Regions from separate parts of the Homo sapiens genome. Here region 2 is linked to region 1. Evidence: read pairs that join two places in POLR2A ChIA-PET (ENCODE). Cell type or tissue: Panc1. All regions are shown on one strand.

Region 1 (4,000 bases):
AAAAAAAAAAAAAAGACTTAAAAAATAACTTTATTGTTTTAAATGACTGCCAAGATGTACTGAAGTTGCCTTTGTGGCATAATAATGCTTTCGTTGATGATTTTGTCCTCAATTTGGAATTTGGAACCCTTTTTTTTTTCGCTCTACACCTTCAGAGAAACTTCTCTAGTAAAAAAAAAAAAAAAACTATAGAAATGATCCCTAAAAGTACAGTCTTGGAACCCAACTTTTAAATTTGATTGATTCCTATGGGAAGAGATAGGACACTTTAGAAGAAATGTGTGATATACATTTATAATATACCCCAGGAATAGGTTGTAGTGAAAAACAGAGGCTGCCTGTCTCTGTACCTGAGAGTTTTGGGAGAGAAATGTGGGGGAGGAAAGTGAACTAAACTAGCTAGCTTTCCTCACTTTGTAAATTACCCTTCTGTGACAGCTTCCCACAATAATTTTAGTAACTACTAACTTTTATTGACTACCTACTCTGAGTGAGATACTATTCTAAGTGCATATGTTTTCTTGTTTAATCTTTACAACAGCCTATTCAGCAAATACTACTATTTTCTTTTTTTTCTTTTTTTGAGACAGGGTCTCACTTTGTCGCCCAGGCTGGAGTGCTGTAGCACAAAAACGGCTCACTGCAGCCTCCACCTCCTGGGCTCAAGTGGTTCTCCTGTCTCAGTCTCCTGAGTAGCTGGGACTACAGGCATGTGCCACCATGCCCGGCTAATTTTTGTATTTTTTGTAGAGACGGGGTTTCGCCATGTTGCCCAGGCAGGTCTCGAATTCCTGAGCTCAAGCGATCCGCCTGCCTCAGCCTCCCAAAGTGTTGGGATTACAGGTGTGAGCCACTGCACCTGGCCAAATACTACCATTTTCTCCCTTACACAAATGAAGAAACCAAGATTAAACATGATTAAGTAAAAGTTCATGAAACTAGTAAGTGGGGTGGGGCTGGGACTTAAACTGGAACCCAGAAGGTCAACTGCTATACATCAGGTCCCTTGATAGTTATTTAAATATGATGTCACTGACACAAAATAGGTTTTGGAGTTGGGTTTTGTATCAGTTAGGGTTCTCCAGAGAAACTGAACACATAGGGATACACACACACACTCAGATTTATTTTAAGGAATTGACTAACCCAGTTGTGCAAACTGGTAAGTCTGGAATCTGCAGAGCAGGCCAGCTTGCCAGAAATTCAGGGAAGAGTTAGTGTTGCCATCTTAAATTCAAAATCTGCCCTCTGGAAACTCAGGTAGGGCTTCTATATTTCAGTCTTGAGGCAGAATGGATTTTTTTCCAGGAAACCTCAGTCTTTGTTCTTAAGGCCTTCAACTTAGTGGATGAAGCCAACCCACATTATGAAGGGTAATTTGCTTTACTCAGAGTCTACTGATTTAAATATTCATCACATCTAAAACAATATCTTCAGCCAGGCGCTGTGGCTCATGCCTGTAATCCCAGCACTTTGGGAGGCCAAGGCAGGTATATCACGAGGTCAAGAGATCCAGACCATCCTGGCCAATGGGGTGAAACCCCGTCTCTACTAAAAATACAAAAATTAGCTAGGCATGGTGGCGTGCGCCTGTAGTCCCAGCTACTGAGGAGGTTGAGGCACGAGAATCTCTTGAACCTGGAAGGCAGAGGTTGCAATGAGCCGAGATCACGCCATTGCACTCCAGCCTGGCGACAGAGCGAGACTCCATCTCAAAACAAACAAACAAACAACAACAACAACAACAAAAAACAAATGGGCTGGACTTGGTGGCTAACACCTGTAATCCCAGCACTTTGGGAGGCCAAGGTGGGCAGATCACGAGGTCAAGAGATCGAGACCATCCTGGCCAACATGGTGAAACCCCGTCTCTACTAAAAATACAAAAAAAAAAAAAAAAAAAAAAAAATTTAGCCGGATATGATGGCACACGCCTGTAGACCCAGCTACTCGGGAGGCTGAGGCAGGAGAATTGCTTGAATCCAGGAGGTGGAAGTTGCAATGAGCTGAGATCATGCCACTGCACCCCAGCCTGGCGACAGAGTGAGACTCCGTCTCAAAAAAACAAAAAGCAAACAAACAAAAAAACAGTATATTCCCAGCAACATCTAGACTAGTGTTTGACCAAATGACTGGGCACCCTAGCCTGGCCATGTTGACGCATAAAATTAGCCATCACGGATTTCATTTTTCTTCTTGGAAGAGAAAGGGGAGGATGAATCCTCAAATGTGATTCACTCAAGACTGATAATAACCCCAAGATGAGCCTGCCGCAAGTGAAAAACCAGTCCTCATGGGTTGGCAATCCTTTAGCCACAGCCATGCAAGTGTAGCATTGGCCAGAAGAGGGCACTGCCTCCTACTCGTATGACTATGTACATGGAAACCAATAGGATGGATGGAGATTTGGATGCTACTTTCAATTAATTACCTTTTTTTTTTTTTTTTTTTTTGAGATGGAATTTCACTCTTGTCGCCCAGGCTGGAGTGCAATGATGCAATCTTGGCTCACTGCAACCTCTGCCTCCCAGGTTCAAGCAATTATCCTGCTTCAGCCTCCCGAGTAGCTGGAATTACAGGCATGCACCACCATGCCCAGCTAATTTTGTATTTTAGCTCGGACGAGGTTTCTCCATGTTAGCTAGGCTGGTCTCAAACTCCCGACCGCAGTTGATCCGCCTGCCTCGGCCTAATTATTATTTTTTACAGCCTCTGATTTAGCTTAGTACAACCTTTGATAGAATAAACGCCTGTGAAATTTTAGTATCACTGTGAGACCAAAGCACCTCATTGGCAATACTTAACATTTATGTTCAATAATGCAAGAAGGGCAGGGCACAGTGGCTCACACCTGTAATCCATGCACTTTGAGAGGCCAAGATGGGAGGATTGCTTGAGCCCAGGAGTTCGAGACCAGCCTGAGCAACATAGTGAGACCCCATCTTTTAAAAAAAGTTAAACATAATAATAAGAAGACATGGAATGATTTTATCCTTTGGCTTTCCTAGTGTGCTATATCTGGTCCAACAAGGCAGAGCCCAGTTTTTCCACATCAGGCAAACACAGGCTGATGCTGGGGGAAGGAGGAAGTTGGGGTATTTAGAGATTGAGAGAAGAAACTGGGAGGAACCCTAGACCTCCAGATAGCTGAGGAATCTTGTGACAAAATAGAGAGGACAGGTTTAGAAGGTTGCACTTTGTGTTGTGATTTGAGAGAATAATACTGCAGGCCCCTCTGGCAAAACAACGCTGCCTACCAGAGCAGTTCATCTAATCTGTGGATTCTTAATTGGAGGAGGGAATTCACATAAGTATAGTTATTCTTTAGTTCTCATTAATCATTAAAATCTCCCTCCTCCTCTGCTTCTGTTTTAATGACAGCCTACATTTGTGCAGTGCGAGTCTTTGTGGAAGGTTGTCCCATCCCACAAGGAACAGAGCAGGTACTAATTATTTCCAATTTACAGTTGAGGAGACACAGAGGGTAGGTGGTTTGCTTTGGCTTCCCTGTAAGCCAACCCTGGGAGGGGACCAGAAGCCTGGGGCCTGATTTTAGCCTTGTGTTCTTTCTCCTATCAAAAACATGTTCCTAACTCTCATACACTGCGATTTCCGGTGTCCACCAACTGACTGTATGCCTACACTGTGACACAGAAGTTCTACTTTTAGGAATCTGGCCAACAGAAATGCATGCACACGAGCACCAAAAGACAGGTACAAGATAGTTCATAATTTGTAATAGCCCAAACTGAAGAAAACCTCAAATTCCATCCACATAGAATGGATAAATACATGGTATATTTATATAATGGAATGCCATATAGTAATGAGAATAACAAGATCTATGTGCAATGTGAATAAATTCTACAAATACATTATATATAAAGTTCAAAAGCAGGCAAAATTAATATAAAGTTTTAGAATTTACACTTTGGGAGGCCGAGGTGGGTGGATCACCTGAGGTCAGGAGTTCAAGACCAGCCTGGCCAACATGGCAAAA
Region 2 (4,000 bases), 1.6 Mb before region 1:
CAGAGAAGGGGGAAGATTGGAAAGAGTGGGGTGGGGGTGAGGGCTAATGGGGAGGAAATAATCTCTGCCTACTCTTGGAGGTTACAGTAATCTTTACTGCATTTCAGGGAGAAAAGGGAAAAAGGGGAACAAAAGAAGAGAGAGGGATCTAATATTCACTAAATGGGTTTTTTTTGTTGTTGTTTGTTTGTTTTTTGAGGGAGTCTTACTCTGTCGCCCAGGCTGGAGTGCAATGGCACCATCTCAGCTCACTGCAACCTCTGTTTCCTGGGTTCAATTGATTCTCCTGCCTTAGCCTCCTGAGTAGCTGGGATTACAAGCATGTGCCACCATACCTGGCTAATTTTTGTATTTTTAGTAGAGACAGGGTTTCGCCATGTTGGCCAGGCTGGTCGCGAACCCCTGACCTCAGGTGATCCGCCTGCCTTGGCCTCCCAAAGTGCTGGGATTACAAGCGTGAGTGACTGCACCCAGCCCACTGAATGGTTTTTATGACCCAGATCTAGCATATGTTCATTCATCTAATTCTTTAAGGTGTGTATTATTGTTCCATTTACAAACAAATGAATGGGGGCTCAGATTATTTTCATAACTTGTTCAAGGTAGTGGCAGGGTCAAAATCTGAAAAAAGTCTTCCCTGTTTTTCCCCACCCTTCCTCCTTTCCTTCTTTCTGCCTTTTTTTCTTCTTATTTTCTTTTTCTGATGTTTTGGGGGCCCTTTATGAATGACATAGGAATGAGCTTGAATTTCCATGTACGTTATCTGTGACAGATACTGACTTGCTGCATGCGTGCCACTTGTTCAGCTGTATCTTGCTGCACTTGCTATCACCAGGGCAAGCAGCATGCTATGCTGGTGGCTGCAGAGTACTCTGGAGGTGCCCAGGCATCTTTCATGGTCCCAAGTGATTTTCACACATAAGGCTGCTTTCATGTCATTCCGTACAAGGGCAATATGTGCTCCTATATCTGACAATGACCAGGCTGGGTATTAGGACCCATATCTCAGATTGGAAGTTGTGGCTAAACTCTGAGCTTAAGAAGAAGAAGGCAGAAGTGCCAGGCAGAAACAGCTCAGAATTCAGAAGGAGGATGAGACCAAAGTCCAGTTTCACAATGAGTCCTGTATAGGAGTGAGGGCTGGAGAGGGAGAGCTGCACCTGTGCCTCACCCCTGACCTATTACATCCCAGTCCTGGTAGTAGCAAAAGGATTGGAGGTTGGTCATCTAACACAGGGACCTAGGGATGAGGGTGGTCTAGCTGATCTCAGCAAGTGGGGAGGTATTGGAGAATATTAAGACGTGGGGGTTGGGGAAGGATTAGTCAGAATTCTTATTAAAAATGAATTTTATTAACAAGGCAGATTGAATGGAGAGTAAGGAATTAGGAGGTCCATGTTCACTAGCACCTAGGAGAAAGGCCAAGAGTTTTTTGTGTCCCTGAAAGAAGATATCCAGGCTAACCAGGGGTGTGTGTAGCAGTAAGGGGAGAAGAGATGGGTTGGTTCACCAGTTTGATGCCAGATGAGTCTTCTCCTTTCTGTTGCTGTATGGTTAGAGCATTATATTCAGGTTCAACAGAGAGGAGGGTGAGAAACTTTGACTCTCTGGCCTCTTCTCTCACCAGAGCTCTAACACTGGTACTCAACTGGGGGAGATTTTGTCCTCCAGGTAGGGTTGCCAGATAAAATACAGGATGCACAGCTAAATTAGCATTTTAGGTAAACAACAAATAATTTTTACTATAAATGTGTGCCAGATATTGCATGGTACATACTTATACTGAAAAATTATTCATTGCTTATCTGAAGTTCAAAATCAACCAGGTGTCTTGTACTTTCGTTTGCTAAATCTGGGAATCCTATATCCAGGGGATGGGCAAGGTCTGGAGACATTTTTGATGATCATGACTGGGAGGGAGATACTGCTGGCATTTAGTGCATACAGGTCAAGAATGCAGCCCTAAATATCAGCAGTGGTGAGACTGAGAAACCCTGCTCTAAGACAACCTGGCAGGCCAGCGTCTTAGTGTGTAGCTCCAAGATCCAAACCCAACCAAAGTAAATTCACCTCTCTAGCATTCTGTGTGCCTGTGTTTAAGGGGAATTTTTAATTAGTGGCTAAGCACAGTGGGGAGAGAGAATTAGATACCCAAATTATGCTTCTTCCATGATATACTAATTGTGTGGTTTTGCATAAGGTACTTAACCTTTCTTTTCCAGAGTTTTCTCACATATCAAATGAATAAAATAATAACACTATCTTACCATTCTTGGGTGTTCCTAATATGGTTTGGCTCTGTGTCCCTATCCAAATCTCATCTCAAATTATAATCCCCATGTGTCAGGGGAGGGATCTGGTGAGAAGTGATTGGATCATGGTGGCGGTTTCCTCCATGCTGTTCTCGTGTTAGTGAGTAAGTTCTCATAGGATCTGATGGTTTAAAAGTGTGTGGCTTTCTTTGCTCTCACTCTGTCTCCTGCTTCCATGTAAGACGTGCCTTGCTTTCCCCTTTGCCTTCCTGAGGCCTCCCCAGCTATGTGAAACTGTAAGTCAATTAAACTTCTTTTCTTTATGAATTACCCAGTCTCAGGTAGTTCTATATAGCAGTGTGAAAATGGGCTAATACAGTGCCTGTGAAGATTAAATGGGTTATTATATAGAAAGTGTTTATTATATAGAACAGTGTCTGGAACACAGAAAACTCTCAATACACATAAGCTGTTGTTACTGTTACTATTGTTACTAATTTAGAAAAGAAAATAAAGAAATCTCTTACTACTTTAAGTATGCTTTGAATATATATAGTTCATAATTCCCTTCATTTTTATGAGCCACCATTTTAAGATTGACAAGTAAAATATAAAATGCTCCATTTAAATTTGAATTTCAGATAAACAATGAGAAATATTTTAGTATAAGTATGTCTCAACTAAGTATGCATGAGACATACTTATACTAAATCAATCAATCAATCATTGTTTACCTAAAATTCAGAAGTAACTGGGCATCTTGTATTTTTATTTGCTAAATGAAGCAACCCTACCCATTTTGGAGCAGAGGGGATTTGTGTGTGCCCTTGCCTTTGGTGAGCATGTCTCAGTGTGGTCATTTCTGGAGTGTGCTTGTAGGTGTGAGCTGAAGAAGCGTAAAGGGCTACTCTTTAAAGACAATGGAGCAGCATAAATTGCGAAGGTGACATTTGTAATGTTGCTAAATAGCTTCCTGAAACCAAACCCTGGCATTTTATATCACCAGTTAATAAAAAATATGTGGTACTCAAAATAATTAACAGGCACACAAAATATTCTAGAAAACTACCTTGTTCTCATATTGTAATGATATTCTTATAATCCAGTACAAAGATCAGCAAATGTTTTCTGTAGAGGGCCAGATAGTAAATATTTTAGACTTTGGGGGGCATGTTTGGTTTCTGTCATATATTCTTCTCCTTCTCCTCTTCTTTTTTTAAACCATCTCTTAAAAATGTGGGAATGTAAAGTAGTACAACCTCTATGGAAAATGCTATGGAGATTTCTCAAAGAGCAAAAAATGGATCTGCCATTCGATTCAGCAATCCCACCACTGGGTATCTACCCAAAGGAAAAGAAGTCATTATGTCAAAAAGACACCTGCATGTTTATTGCACCACAACTCACAACTGCAAAGATATGGAATCAACTTAAGTGCCTATCAATTGATGTATAGATAAAATAAATGTGACACACACACGCACACACACACACACGCACACACCATGGAATACTACTCAGCCATAAAAACAGCAAAATAATGTCTTTTGCAGCAACTTGTGTGGAACTGGAGGCCATTATCCTAAGTGAAGTAACTTAGGGATGAAAAACCAAATACCACATGTTCTCACTTATAAGTTGGAGCTAAGCTATCGGTGTGCAAAGGCATACAAAGTGGTATAATGGACACTGGAGACTCAGAAAGAGTGAGGGTTGTGGGGCTGACACATGAAAAATTACTTGTTGGA

Evidence for each region. Peaks named below come from ENCODE experiments on the same cell type or tissue, not always from the same donor. Only the 100,000 strongest peaks of a DNase experiment are listed, where the experiment ranks them.
Region 2: POLR2A ChIA-PET joins it to region 1 with 7 read pairs; 2 of 35 experiments call an interaction of 5 or more read pairs at or near these places.

Annotation. Positions count from the first base shown.
Region 1 is chr14:55,087,405-55,091,404 of GRCh38, forward strand. All of the region lies in intron 2 of LOC124903318 (a long non-coding RNA gene), which reads right to left. Among named protein-coding and RNA genes, the nearest start is that of MAPK1IP1L, 38 kb to the left of the region's middle. In Panc1, CTCF peaks have their summits at 2,345 (motif pointing right) and 2,546; a DNase peak (open chromatin) is centred at 2,337; H3K27ac peaks cover 420 bases.
Region 2 is chr14:53,451,359-53,455,358 of GRCh38, forward strand. The region is part of intron 2 of LOC105370504 (a long non-coding RNA gene); the gene reads left to right. Among named protein-coding and RNA genes, the nearest start is that of DDHD1-DT, 300 kb to the left of the region's middle. In Panc1, no CTCF peak of the experiment used is centred here; no DNase peak of the experiment used is centred here.